Linked DNA regions of Homo sapiens: regions 1 and 2 are each linked to region 3. The links are chromatin loops, found by intact Hi-C in ENCODE. Cell type or tissue: endothelial cell of umbilical vein. All regions are shown on one strand.

Region 1 (5,000 bases), 400 kb after region 3:
GGACAAGCCTTCAGATCACAGTGTAAGTTTTATATCTGTAAAAGGAGAGGAAAAAGGAAGAATTGATCTGGAAGAGTCTGAGCTTACAGAGCTTCTCTAAGAAAAGTCTTGGCTAGGACTATGGGGTGTCCTGAACAAAAGTTACCCATTAGAGGAATCTTTCAACAGGCAAATGGTCCTATGCCAGTGTACATGCCCGGCTACGTCATTGGGTGGGAACAGCCTAGTGGTATAATTGGTTCAGAAAGAATGCAGGGGTATGACAGCTTGAGACTGTCAATCAGCTGTATTCCATTTCTCAAAGGGAGCTCTGAACCTCCATAGTCATCTGTTTGGTCATCAGGGCCACACACTAATTATTATTAAAGAAGAATATTTCCGTAAATGCAGCAGAATCTGCAAAGATTCCTCTGAGCCTCCAATGAGGAGAAAATATTACATTTTGAGACAGAACAGTGTATGTGTTCATTCTCATTTTTCAGACTGTGCCTTGGCTCTCTCTGCATTTGAGAAAAGAAACTGATTACATATCCAGCCATCCTTTGATGGCCTCATCAGCTACACGAAGGCCCAATTAAAGTTTTAAAATTATTGTTTTCCTTTAATGTTATTAATATGGTTTGGCTCCGTGTCCCCAGCTAAATCTCATGTCAAATTGCAATCCTCATGTGTTGGAGGAGGGGCATGGTAGGTGGCCATTGAATCATGGGGGCGGACTTCCCCCTTGCTGTTCTTGTGGTAACAATGAGTTCTCAGAAGATCTGCTTGTTTAAAAGTGTGTAGCATTTCCCTCTTCATGCTCTGTCTCTCCTGCTGCTGCGTGAAGAAATATTTGCTTCCCCTTCCCCTTTCCACTCTGATTGTAAGTTTCCTGAGGCCTCCCCAGGCACCTTCCTGTACTTCCTGCAGAACTGTTAGTCAATTAAACCTCTTTTCTTTATAAATTTATACTAGGTAATTTATGTAATTACCCAGTCTCAGGTAGTGCTTCATAGCAATGTGAGAAGGGACTAACACAGTCATTTACTCAAAGTAACTTTCCTTGATCTTCTTCTTTACTTTGTTTCCTTATCCTACCTTACTTTTCTTCTACACACTCATTACTATCTATGTTATTCCGTATTTATGTGTTTGTTTACTTTATAATTTTCTGTGTCCTCCATTAGAATGTAAGTTTCATGCCAGTAGAAGCCTCTTCTGTCTTGTTCACTGGAGTATCTTCGGTGTTCAGTTCATACTGCCTGGCACAGAGTATGTGCATAACTTGTGATTATTTTGAAAGAGTAGATAAAATCTGTGGTAGGCCAGCCTCCCCCATACATACCTAAAACCAGTCCTCAGAGTGGAGGATGGGGATAGAGAACTAATAACATTATAGACACTTCACAATCATCCTACAAATAAAGCATTATCACCCCCATTTTGCAGATAAGGAAACTGTGGTTTATAGAAGTTAAGTAATATTGACAAGGTCATTTGGCTAGTAAATTACAAAGCTGGGCTCTGAATGCAGTTACACACTATATGTCCTCAACCACTATAGAGTATTAATAGCAAAAAAAAAAAAAAACTCTCTAGCTTGTAAATAGATGAGGTTCTGGGAAACACTGGACTAGTTCAATTTCCAAACTTCTTGAAAGTAATGACTCTCACCATCAAGCTACATAATCGCTAAATTATAAAACCGGCAGTGTGAAAAATCCTAAAGCACTTCTGAATTGTCCACCTAACAACTGATTACATCCTCTTCTGCAAAGGGAAATAAAACTGTTTGCTAATCAGGCCTCAGAAAGGCTTAAGTGTTCCACACCGAATATCAGAAATCGGGAAAATCATTAAGTCATTACCTCGTGCCAAATTGAATGCTACAGTGTACTTTTCTGGTATTTTAACCTGTCTAGCATCTAATGACTCAGAAAGCATTTCTCTTATTTAATCCCTCTCAGCGTTTTTTTTTTCCTTACTGAGAAGCTACTATTAACCTCTCTTGTAAAGAAAGTGAGTCTCTTCAGATATCTGTCAAATAATTTTATGTGGTTAACCTAAAGCACAGCTTTTTCTAAAAAAAAAATAGAAGGATCGTTCTGGAAAGGAGACAAGAAAAAGCAGTCCAGTGGGAAGAACATAATTGTCTTAGCATACCCGTTGCTGGCAGATGCATGAAAAAGCCACACAAATGAGACACCAGCATCTAAAATCAAATGCCTGTCAGCTTAAATTGTAGTCTTTGGTAAACCTGATCAATTATTCAGCCTTCTTACACATTTAATAAAGCTCCAGAACAGAGCCCAGAAAATAGTTGCATATAAAATATTCTTTGAGAAATAAATTACGCTTTAGTAGAAAGCTACAGTCTTTACCTAAGCTAACTCGGATGATACTCCAAGTGAGCTATCCTTCCTGCTTACTTCTGCCTTTTTTTCTTCAAAGGGCAATCCTTTTTGAATTGGCATTTAGCATGGTAGTATTAGGTTGGGGGAAAAAATCGTGTTTTTTTGCCATTAAAAGTAATAGCAATAACTTTCGCCCCAACGTAATAGTTGCTTCATTCCTGGAGAGTGGGATCTGCTTGGTTTACCAGCCAGAGGGCTTGACAAAATCTGACTTTAGTGTCTTCGAATGTCCTTTTCTAACATCTGCACAGAAATATCTTCATGGGAGAAAATCATCTTTTTCATTAAAAAATGTCAGTGTGGGAGTATGGGGAGAGGAAATAGGGAGAGAAAGAGAAGGAAAGAGGCGCACACATACAGAGACAGAGAGAGACAGGGAGAGAGAGAGGGCAAGAGAGTACTGCCTTGGGGTCACTAACACCCTTGAAGATATCTCAGAAGATTGTTCCAACCAAGTAAAAATGTAGACAAAAAGTCGCCGCTCCTTCTTCAGACACAACGGATCTTGTGAAGAGCCTGGTAGGGCAAAAACTTGAGAGGCCATTGTGGTGTCCAAAGAAATACTGACATCTACTGGTGGGTTCGGAAGTCACAGGACTTTTCCAAGGGCCACATTTAGTTGCACGGAATTGAAAGTATTAAAATCCAGTGGATACAATTAGGCATTCCTGAGGATCCCTTCTAAATAAATTTTTAAAATTAACTTATGACCATCAAGAGCATTTCTGAATTGTCTGTTCTTTAATCCACCAGATAGATAATCATTGACTTAGTCTCTGTACCTGAAATATTTCACACAGTCCAGGGAAGAGTAAAATGAACAAAATTCCTTTCTCTTTATGACCCCAGGACCTACCTCATCAAAAACGGTGCTTTGAAAAACAGCAAGAAGAATGGGAAGCAATATTGCTCAGTCAGAAGATAAACCTGTGTTCACATCCAGGAACTTTCATTTATTGGCTGTGTAATTTCTACCAAGTTACTTTGTCTCCCAAATCTCATTCTTTCTCAGCTGGAAATGAGAATTGAGGATACCTGCCCTGAATGACTCTGTCAGTAATTAGAGACCACGAACTCAAAGTGCCTGTGGTTCACATTACACACTGAGTAATTGCCGGGCGCGGTGGCTCACACCTGTAATCCTAGCACTTTGGGAGGCCGAGGCGGGTGGATCACCTGAGGTCAGGTAGTCGAGACAAGCCTGACCAACATGGTGAAACCCCATCTCTACTAAAAATACAAAAATTAGCTGGGTGTGGTGGCATGCACCTGTAGCCCCAGCTACTCAGGAGGCTGGGGCAGGAGAATTGCTTGAACCTGGGAAGTGGAGGTTGCAGTGAGCTGAGATGGCACTACTGCACTCCAGTCTGGGCGACAAAGCAACGCTCCATCTCAAAAAAAAAACAAAAACAAACAAATAAAAGAAACAAAAAAACTCAGTAATGGGATTGTTGTTACATTTAAAGGATAGAAACATCCTGGGACCACTTGCTTCTTGATTGACCAAGCTGTGATTTAGGAGAGTACTTCTCAAACTTTAATTTGCACTCGACTCACTAGGGAATCTTGTTAAAATGAAGGTTCTGTTTCAGCTGCCAAGGGCGGGGCCTGAGATACTGCATCTCCAGCAAGCTCCCAAGAGATATTGATATGCTGGCCTGGGACAGCACTGAGTAGCAAGAATCTGTGGGGTCCAATCCCCACTAGAGGTCAAGAGCATTGAGGTGGCCCCTGTCAATTGGCTTCCTATGTGAGGGGAAATAGCTCTCAAAATTTCAGTTGTTTCAAAGTATAAACAAAGTGTACATAAGAAAATTGCCAGGAAAGATGGGTTTGCCTAATGTAGAAACACTAAAAATTGGCCGGGTACAGTGGCTCACACCTGTAATCCCAGCACTTTGGGAAGCCAAGGTGGGTGGATCACCTGAGGTCAGGAGTTCAAGACCATCCTGGCCAACATGGCGAAACCCCATCTCTATTAAAAATACAAAAAAACATTAGCTAGGCATGGTGGCACGTGCCTGTAGTCCCAGCTACTCGGGAAGCTGAGGCAGGAGAATCGCTTCAACCCGGGAGGTGGAAGTTGCACTTAGCCGAGATTGCACCACGGCACTCCAGCCTGGGCAACAGAGCAAGAGACTCTCTCTCCAAATAAATAAATAAATAAATACTAAAAATTTACTTCACACCCATTCCCAATATACAGATTCTACTTATCATGATAGAGAAGAGGTGTTTGGGTTCTGAATCAGAAATGCCCCCATAGGTTAGACATGGTAGGTCACACCTGCAATCCTAGCACTTTGGGGGGCTGAAGTGGGAAGATTACTCGAGCCCTGGAGTTTGAGACCAGGCTAGTCAATGTAGCGAGATCCTATCTCTACAAAAATTTTAAAATTAGCCAGGTGTGGTGGTGCATGCCTGTAGTCCCAGCTACTCAGGAGGCTGAGGTGGGAGGATCGCCTGAGCCCAGAAGTTCATGGTTGCTCCAGCTAGGGTGACAGAATGAAATCCCAGTAGTTAATTTATTCTGTTTCAGCTTTAGGCTTTCTGTAGAATCTGGCAATGGCAAGCAATTAAGCTAAGGGGATCTGGAGTCACAGGTGA
Region 2 (5,000 bases), 110 kb after region 3:
AACAGTTCATTTCTGTTTGGGAGAAAACAAAAGAACTTGAAGCAAATGTGGCAAAATATGAAGATTTGGCCAGTCTGGACAGGGAGAAGTTTTTGTATGTTATATACTTTGTATGCATTATATAGTCGGTATTTCTCTACATACTTAAAATATTTCATAGTAGAGTGTTCAATAAAGAAAAGAAAAGCTATATAAAGGAAATAATAGGAAATGTACTAAGATTCACATATAAAGATACTCCTCATAGCATTGTTATAACAAGAAAAGAAAAAACCCATTAATAATCCAAATGGTTAATAATAAAGCGTGGCTAACTGAATTACAGCACGTCCATTTCATTGACTAGCCAAAGAAACTATTTAAGAAAATTTCAAATAATATGAAGTGAAAAAGGCAAGATACAAAATTATATATAATATTATCTTAACTATGCATGTTTGTGTGTACATGAGTGCGTGTATATATTTGTATGTGTGTGTTTGTGAGGGAAATAAACCAAAATTTCAATAGCTTGTATCTATATTGTAATACTAAGGATGGCAATAATTTCTTATTTCTTCTTTTCTGTATTCTACAAATTTAATATGAGGAGCATGTAAGGTTTAAAAATAAAATCTATATTAAAAGTTCTTTAGTGTTTCATCACTCGGACGCATAAGTGATTACATACAGACATGAAAGGGCACTATTCATATAACAGCACTGCAGCACCCAAGCCAGATGGCTACTAACGCCAGTTAATCTAGCCTCTTGCTGCCGCCAGGAATGTATCAAGTTTAATGGACGTGGCTTCTGTTTTAAGATCTCCAAAGCATCTGTTCATTGCCTAATATCTACAACTGTGCCCCAGTCCTCTCCCCTAAGCCCTAGGCTTGTATAGACAACTGTATCGTAGACATCATCTCTTCCATGTTCCACAAACCCCGAAAATCAGTGTCTCAAACTGAAGCCCTCTTCCTGTCCCTCTCATTTCTCCCTTACCTACATTTCTTGCCACAGTAAATGCCGGAAGCATGTACCCAACGGCCAGACCGTTTGGGGAACCGCCCCCATCCCTGCTACATGTAGTGGATCAGCATGTTCTAACATCTGTTTGTCCGATGTATCGCTTGGCTCCTTCCCTCTACTTCATCCATGTCCCTCTCTGGTGTCTTGGTGTGGGGCCTCATTACATCTTGCCTAGGCCACTACAACACCCTGAAATTTCCCCTGCCTTCCATTTGTGTCTTCCTTCCATTCAGTCTCAAAACAACTCAGTGCACAGCGTGCGCTTTCTAAAATGTAACATCACATACTAAAGTAAAGCTGAGCATACATTTTTAAATTGCACGAAATAAAGACCAGTAATCACGCATGCTTTGCCTAAGCACTAAAGACCACGTGATTGACGTGGACGTGATGCAGAGCACTTCAGCGGCTGCCCCTCTCTGCTGTAATCAAAACCCTGGGGTGATTAAATGGCTCGTGACCACCTGACTGAAATGTCAGTCATCGTTTGCACCCCTCATGACTGAGGGGGAAATGAATTGTAGCTTCCTCAGTAATATCTGTATTTTTATTTCTAAAAAAAAAAAAAAAACAGGAATATATTCCCTGAGATTGTTGGAAAGTAGGAAGTGAGGAATTTTTTTCTACTGGATTTTTTATCTTGTTTACTAAGTTTCATCTTGCTCAGGGAGAAAATTTTTTTAAAAGATTCCTTAAGATCTTTAACATAGCGTTAATAGTAATAGAAGCAGGAGTCATTGTAATAGAAAAATTAGGAATAGCAGCAAATACTTATCTGAACCAGACACTGATAGGTACTTAAATACATTTGTTTACATTTGATTCTTACAGTTCCACTTTGCAGCAGGGAAAACTGAGCTCTGAAAACATACATGACTTGCCCAATCACACGCTTAGCAGTGCAGAGCCAATATACAAACCCCATCTGTCTGACGTCCGACCAAGTATGATTAAACCTAGAGAAAAGGTGAAATCAAGTTGTATTCATTCAGTTAGAATGTTGAGAGACCATGATTCTGTGAAGCTAAGTGAGATATTCACGGTCTCCAAGAAAGAAAACCACAGCAGCTCTGGAAATAGGGTGGGAGTCCCCCATCCTTTGCATCTGAACCTGCAATCAAGCATCCTCAGTAGCATTTGAGAAAGTCTTATATTGGGCTCCCGTGGCTTTCCAAGTGGTTGGCATCTGTCCTGCATTCCATTCCAGTGAACGTGCATGGGATTCCCAGCATGGCTCACTTAGCAGAATGGGTAACAAAGAGCACAGTGTCTGGGGTCAATACATAAACCCAGAACTTCTATCGTTGCCACATAAACTTGATTCTATTCCTGGATTCAGATATAAAGCTCCTCCTTGTCCTTCTCTGGTCCAACCGCCATTCTCTGGTCTAGTGTGGCCTCCTTCTCACCTGGACCCTTATGCTTTACTACATTTTTTTTTTTCTGAGACAGAGTCTCGCTCTGTCGCCCAGAATGGAGTGCAGTGGTGCAATCTCGGCTCACTGTAGCCTCTGTCTCCCAGGTTCAAGCAATTCTCATGTCTCAGCCTCCAAAGTAGCTGGGATTACAGGCATGCACCAGTACACCCAGCTACATTTCGTATTTTTAGTAGAGACAGGGTCTCACCATGTTGGCCAGGCTGGTCTTGAACTCTTGACCTCAAATGATCCACCCACCTTGGCCTTTCAAAGTGCTGGGATTACAGGCATGAGCCACTGTGCCAGTCCCGCTTTGCTACATTTTTAACTCCAGATGGTAACACAGGTCTCCTGCCCTGGATTGCCTTTGATCTTAGCAGGGTGCAAAAATGTGGTGAAGAATAAGACATTTAGGGCACAGGAGAGATAATTCACATGGAGGTGCAAAGTGATTTTGAGGATCGAGAGTCCATGAGGTATTTTCACATGTTATAATATGGCGGTATACCTGCTAATGGAATTGCCACTTTGGAATACGAACTTCTCCAAAATAGAGGAAACATTAAGTGATAGGGAGGGAAATCCCTCAGGAAATTATACAAGCTGTTACAGTCATAAATGTGAATGCGGAAGGAAATGAAAATATTACTCATTATAGCATCTCTTCTTGGGGCTGAGGAAGGAGGAAGCATCAGTTTCCTTTGTCAGTGATTTTTTTCCAGTTACGCTCCTTGGAAATTCAATACTAAGTTCAATTCACAACCCCACATCTCATATCACGATGCGTTCACCCCTATTTCTTTGTTCTACACTCTCCCACTCAGTCTTCACATCTTACAAGAGACTATAAACTCTAAAAACTTGCAGTTGTTGCGAGCACTGACTCAAAGATTCCTGGAAATGTTGACATGAGAAGAAATCTAAGATGCTCGTTTTACTTTCACAAATAAACATTTAAGGAGAGTCTGAGCTGAAATGGAAACCAAGCCAAACCAAACCCGTGTCCACAGATTGAGAGCTGTGGCTTCAACTCAACTCTTCCTTCATCTTGCAGATTCAAAGCACTGGCTCAGCATTTGGTTGTTAATAAGACACCCGCACCAGGAAGCAAAGTAGCTAAGCATGTTAATACAAATGCAAGTCACAAGATAAACGTTTGAAAAAGATCATCCTCAAGTATCAGATGGAAACAAAAATTCCTGTGGTGGGGCGTAAAGGAGGGAGGGAAGAAAGAGAGAGTGAGAGAGAGATACAGGGAGGAGAGAGAGAAAGAGACAAAAAGGGAGAGGGAGAGAGAGGAACAAAGAAAGGGAAAGATAAGAAGAGAAGGAGGGAGAAAGAGAGAGAAGGAGAGACGGAGAGAGAAAGAAGGAGAGACAGAGGGAGAGAGAGAGAAGGAGAGACAGAGGGAGAGAGAGAGAAGGAGAGACAGGGAGAGAGAGAGAAGGAGAGACAGAGGGAGAGAGAGGGGGAAAGAGGAAGAGAGGGAGAGAGAGCAAGAGGAAGAGGGAAAGAAAGAGGGACAGAAAGACAGGGAGAGAGAGAGAGGAAAAGAGAGAGAGAGGAAAAGAGAGGGAGAGAGGAAGAGGAGGGGAGAGAGAGAGACTGGTTTCTGTCATGGATTTGTTTGTAAAACAGTAAATATTTAAAGAAGACTTGTTTCCATCATCTCTTTGAAACCCAGAGTTCTATTATTCCTGTGTCTGTTTGCTCTGCTTTGGAAACCATCAGTGTTTTAAAAGGAAACACATCATGGGTGGTGTATTACAAAAATACAACAAAAGAGGATGCTGCGTTAGGTATCTGCCCTGTTCCACCCTGCATTTTATTGTCGAATAATGGAACAACAACAGACATTGCAGCTTTGGGTGGGAGCACAGGGAATTTTTTTTTTTTCCGGATCACATCAGACACTTTTCTTTCTTTCTCCTAGATAGCCACAAAAAGCTTCAGAAGTTACTAATCATATTGCTTTTGCTTTTGCTTTTTGGTACCAGGCTCTGTTAGCCCTCGTTTGTGTTTTCCTCCAAATGAGAGGCAGGACCTGGACCATGGTCGGCTTGCTTTGAGCTGCTCCTTGCTGATTCTCACAAAGCAGACATTCCAATGATCTGAGCAAAGAGGATGCTGGAAGCAGAGGTCAGGAATCTCCAGGGGCCAGCTGGTGCTGCTGAACGGACTTTCCTCTTCCTGCTCTCACACTGAGCTACAAGCAGCCTTTCTAGGAGATCAATAAGAGCTTGCAGAGCTACATGAATCGAAGACTTAGAAGAAAGGCTCTAATTAAGCAATTTAACTGTCAGTCAGAGGTCACTTTAATACTCAGCCTTCGTGAAAGGAAACGTAATGAAGCCACTTGTGTGCTGACCAGACAAGGCCATGCCCAGCCGATGGGTCCCACAGCTTCCTTAGCAAGAAATGCTCCTGATGTGTCATTGAGGAGAGCCCAAGGTTAATTACACCAGACACTTGAAGGTGACTGAGCAGAAAGTGCAAATATATTACCAAATGTGTTGAAACCTGCCTGCAAGTCCAGCTTCCTGATTAGCTCCCCTCGATGCCATCACAATTTCA
Region 3 (5,000 bases):
CTTTTTATTTTTCCCCTGAGAGTGCAGTAGTAAATACTGATTGATGCTACTTAACACTTGTAATCTGAACCTATATAACCTGATAGGTATAATAATTTAATATTAAAGTCATTAAAAATTGAACAGAAGTTTCTTGATTTACTTTTTTATTTTATTTATTTATTTATTTTTGAGACGGAGTCTTGCTCTGCTACCCAGGCTAGAGTGCAGTGGCGAGATCTCAGCTCACTGCAACCTCCACCTCCCGGGTTCAAGCGATTCTCCTGCCTCAGCCTCTGGAGCAGCTGGGACTACAGGCGCCCGCCGCCACACCCGGCTAATTTTTTGTGTCTTTAGTAGAAACAGGGTTTCACCATGTTGGCCAGGCTGGTCTCAAACTCCTGGCCTCAAGTGATCCTCCTGCCTCGGTGTCCCAAATTGCTGGAATTACAGGCATGAGCCACAGTGCCCAGCCTTTATTTACTTTTAATGGGATTTCAGAACCATTTTAATATCTAAACATAATGTGATAAGCAAATCTATAAGCCTAAGAAATAGACAAATTAAGAGGTGATTATTTGTGTCACTGACATTGTTTATTTTAGGATTTGCCAAAGGTCCTTTGAGTATCTCTCTCCAGAAAACCGACCTTCCTATAGATCGTCTTTTGCAAGACATTGATGAATAGGAGATTTAAATGCTAATGTTGGAAGCCAGTCACACAAAATATTTGAGTCACCCATATTAAAGATTAATTTGATATGAAGATAGAGCATCTATAATATTAAATGTAGCATCACTGAAGAAAAGGTCATTTTAAAAAGCAGTAGCACCTGTACTCAAAATTAGCAGGACTTCCTGTAACGATATAAACTGGAATACACTATATTAGAGTCTGGGATGAATAGACTCTGTTAAAAAAATAAAACAGCCTTACCTTTACATAATCATAAAGGCATCTTTGCCTAGTACTTGCTGCCTCCAGAGCAAATGTATTGAAGGTGAGGTGAATTACTTTGTTTACAGGTGCAATTATGATCCATACACAGTTTAAATTCTTGTCATACATTCCATTCGAATCAGAATCAGGAGAGGCAAAGGTATTATTCGAGCCTGTCAGATAACCACCACATCCTTGCTGAGGCCCTGCATTAAAACAAAGACATCACTATGCAGACCAAACAGAACCGACCTTACATTGTACATGGAGGGTTTTTAAAAAGAACATAGTTTCCATTTTCTGTCACACTCTGAGAACATGATCAGATCATTCCCTCCTGGGCTCCCTCCTTTCCTCCCTCCCTCTTTTCTTTTCTTTCTTCCTTCCCCCCACCCGCCCCATCTCTCCCTCCTTCCCTCCCTCTATCTTTCCCTCCCTCACTCTATCTTTCCCTCCCTCCCTCTATCTTTCCTTCCCTCCATCTTTCCCTCCCTCCCTCTATCTTTCCCTCCCTCACTCTGTCTTTCCCTCCCTCACTCTCTTTCCCTCTCTCCCTCCATCTTTCCCTCCCTCCCTCTATATTTCCCTCCCTCACTCTGTCTTTCCCTCCCTCACTCTCTTTCCCTCTCTCCCTCTATCTTTCCCTCCCTCCATCTTTCCCTCCCTGACTCTATCTTTCCCTCCCTCCCTCTATCTTTCCCTCCCTCCATCTTTCCCTCCCTCAATCTTTCCCTCCCTCCCTCTATCTTTCCCTCCCTCCCTCTATCTTTGCCTCCCTCACTCTATCTTTCCCTCCCTCCCTCTATCTTTCCCTCCCTCCATCTTTCCCTCCCTCCATCATCTTTCCCTCCCTCCCTCTATCTTTCCCTCCCTCCCTCCATCTTTCCCTCCCTCCATCTTTCCCTCCCTCACTCTATCTTTCCCTCCCTCCCTCTATCTTTCCCTCCCTCCCTCCCTCTATCTTTCCCTTCCTCACTCTATCTTTCCCTCCCTCCATCTTTCCATCCCTCCCTCTATCTTTCCCTCCCTCCCTCCATCTTTCCCTTCCTCACTCTATCTTTCCCTCCCTCCATCTTTCCATCCCTCCCTCCATCTTTCCCTCCCTCCCTCTATCTTTCCCTCCCTCCCTCTATCTTTGCCTCCCTCACTCTATCTTTCCCTCCCTCCATCTTTCCCTCCCTCACTCTATCTTTCCATCCCTCCCTCTATCTTTCCCTCCCTCCCTCCCTCTATCTTTCCCTCCCTCACTCTATCTTTGCCTCCCTCAGTCTATCTTTCCCTTCCTCACTCTATCTTTGCCTCCCTCGCTCTTTGCTTCCATAGCAGAGCCTTCAGGTGTCTCCTTCTTATTCACGGAGTTGCTGAAAGAAGTGGGAAAACACATAGGGTTCTACAGACGTTTTTGGGATTGCTGATGTGATTTATTGAAGATTTTCCTGGCCTTGAAAAATCCAGTTTTATACAAAATCAAGTACTTTGCATAATAAAGCTGGTGGAAAATGTGCATATGTTTTACTTTTATGTTCCGCTTTCATGAACACTGTCAGACTGAAAACTGAATTTATGAAGAATTTACCCAACAAACCAAGAAAATTGCTGCCAACAAATCTTTTATTTACACAGTGTGATAGAAAGAGGCTGAGAGGCATTTAACACTGCAGTCCAGTTTATATTCAGCCACACTCTATATTTAACTTTTTCTTTTCCAAAACATGAGAAGCTAAAGGAAAAAATCTTTATAGAAGAAAAAGGCCTTCTTTCAGATAAAAATTTTATAATTCAGAATAAAAATACAAAGGAGAGATAAAGAATAATCTCAAGATGATTAAACGGTCTACCATAAAAGAATACAAAAAAACAATCCTCAGAACATAAGATTTAGTTTTGTCTACTCCATGGCCTAAGCAGACAGCTCAGAAATGATTTAAGAAGAGCATAAAGGGATGAACAATTTATTGACAATTTTGAAAGAAATGGTGAAATAAGCTCAAAATAGCCCTAGTAGGAACAGGGATTAAACTGGTGCTGAAATTAATGTCTATAAAGCTTGTATTCTACACAAATATAGGTCATGGCTAGTTCCAAAGTTAAACTTCGCTGGGATTGGCCTTCAGTCTATTTTTCTCATTCCATTTTCTGCTCACGGTGAAAAGACTGCTTTCAACATTAGGGGGTGCTAAGATTTTGTACTTGGACCTTGGCAGTAAACATGAACAATGGTGGCTCTCCTGAACCCTGTCTGTAAATCCAATGGATAGATAGCAAACGTGCAGGGTGATTTTTGTTACAGGCACATTACTTAGTAGGTCAGGCTTGGCCTGTCCATAGCTTCTAAGTCAGGCGAAACTATAGAGTATTTGCATAGTCAGACATTTCCCAAAGTTGAAATGCTTCCAAAGGCCCAGTCCCTGATATATTCACAGAGGTCATATAGGACAAAATTATTCTGAAACGTAAGCAATACGCAGTGCTTCACCACATGTTGCTAATGATTCTGCTAATCTGAAATGGGCCTGCAAACTCAAGAGAGGGTTGGAGTTTGTGGAGTTTGAGCAGCTTTGATTCCAGTGTGAACTGACTGTTACTTAAGGAAACCACTTAAGCTTATTGGCATGCGTAGCACAGAAGAACGATGACTGAGGGTATGAATGGATTGATAAATTTATTTATTACATATTGTTTCAATATTCAAGAAAGTATATTTAGTATTTAAGTAGAAAAAGATAAGTGATAGTCCATTAGTAGTAAGACATAGATAAATAATGATGACGCAATTTAGAAAATGATAGGTTCAGTAAAAGAGGCAGAAACGTCTTACAGTTTTGCAAAAAGATGAAGATTACTTTGGGCTATGAGGATCTCAACTGTTCCAAGGAGGAGGTGATTTGGATCTGGGTCTTGAAGCATAAATAGAATAAAACCATGTAGAAATGGAATTGGCATTGGCAATTCCAGCCTGAAAGAATCTCTTGATCCAAGGCTAAATGGGCAAGAATTTACATTATATGCATGGGCAAGCATAACTCTGAGAAAAGAATAGGGCACATGAAGGAGAATAATGAGAATTAGGATTGGGAAAACAGGATGGGGTCTTCTACAGAGGGCCTTCAATGCTGGATTATACAGAGTTTGGCTGTCAGACTGTGTTCTTTGGCTAATGGGATTCAGTTGAAAGATTTTTAATCAAATAAGTGGTAGAATCAGGATGCACTTGCTAATCAAGTCTGATCTAAAAATTGATCCAGAACCAGCATTTTACATGCAAGGGAACGAGACTGAAGGAGATGAGACCAGGTGAAAGGACATTGCTGTGGTGAGGGCTGCAGGTAGGAGCACTGAAGAGTTGGAGGTAGGTAGACAGGAAAATGCTGTTGCTGGGCATTATTCTATTAATCATCAGCTTCAAAAACTAAATGTTATTTTTAAACATTCAAGCTATATTTATCACTACTTGTTTATTAACTGTTACTAATAAGTTCATAAGGGCAAGATGGCAATTGTACTTGGGCCCAGTGAATGCCATTACACACACTTATTATGTAGTACTACTGCTATGACTAATGCCATAAAGCAGCACACCCACATTCCAGGGAACCCCAGAACAAGCATCCTTAAATCACTGATGTGTTTGCCATGGATTGAGTGGTAAATTGGCTGATCCATCCTCCCTCCTTTCCTTCCTTCCTTCCTTCCTTCCTCCCTCCCTCCCTCCCTTCCTCTCTTCCTCCCTCACTCCTTCTTTTTTCTTCCTTTCCTTTCCTTTTTTCTCTCTCTCTCTTTCTCTCTCTCTCTTTCTCTCTATCTCTCTTCCCCTCCCCTCCCCTCCTCTCTCCTCCCCTCCCCTCCCCTCCCTCCCTCCTTCCCTTCCTTCCTTCCTTCCTTCCTTTCTTCTAGATGAGGACTTGCTATGATGCCCAGGCTGGTCTCGTATTCTTGGGGTCAAGCAAATCCTTCCACCTCAGCCTCTTGAATAGCTGGGATTACAGGTGCATGCCACCATGCCCAGCTTAACTGGCTGATTTTTAATTCTTCAGTATCTCTCTTTGCACTGCACTAAAATGGAGAGTATATTTTTCTGTGC

Evidence for each region. Hi-C counts contacts between places; a loop is a spot of excess contacts. Peaks named below come from ENCODE experiments on the same cell type or tissue, not always from the same donor. Only the 100,000 strongest peaks of a DNase experiment are listed, where the experiment ranks them.
Region 1: a loop joins it to region 3, with 5 times the contacts of the local background. A loop is called at or near these places in 106 of 110 quality-filtered maps.
Region 2: it touches region 3 in a loop (8-fold over the local background); 4 of 110 quality-filtered maps call a loop at or near these places.

What each region holds. Positions count from the first base shown.
Region 1 is chr10:17,254,929-17,259,928 of GRCh38, forward strand. No RefSeq gene overlaps it. Among named protein-coding and RNA genes, the nearest start is that of VIM-AS1, 27 kb to the left of the region's middle. In endothelial cell of umbilical vein, a CTCF peak has its summit at 2,976 (motif pointing left); a DNase peak (open chromatin) is centred at 2,933; H3K27ac peaks cover 388 bases.
Region 2 is chr10:16,964,014-16,969,013 of GRCh38, forward strand. The region is part of intron 31 of CUBN (cubilin); the gene reads right to left. Among named protein-coding and RNA genes, the nearest start is that of RSU1, 150 kb to the left of the region's middle. RefSeq lists an enhancer at 4,377-4,940. In endothelial cell of umbilical vein, no CTCF peak of the experiment used is centred here; DNase peaks (open chromatin) are centred at 2,238, 3,208 and 4,578; H3K27ac peaks cover 3,249 bases.
Region 3 is chr10:16,850,319-16,855,318 of GRCh38, forward strand. It overlaps CUBN (cubilin), which reads right to left. Exons shown (of 67, transcript NM_001081.4): 60 at 917-1,125. Among named protein-coding and RNA genes, the nearest start is that of RSU1, 35 kb to the left of the region's middle. In endothelial cell of umbilical vein, a CTCF peak has its summit at 3,071; DNase peaks (open chromatin) are centred at 3,093 and 4,423.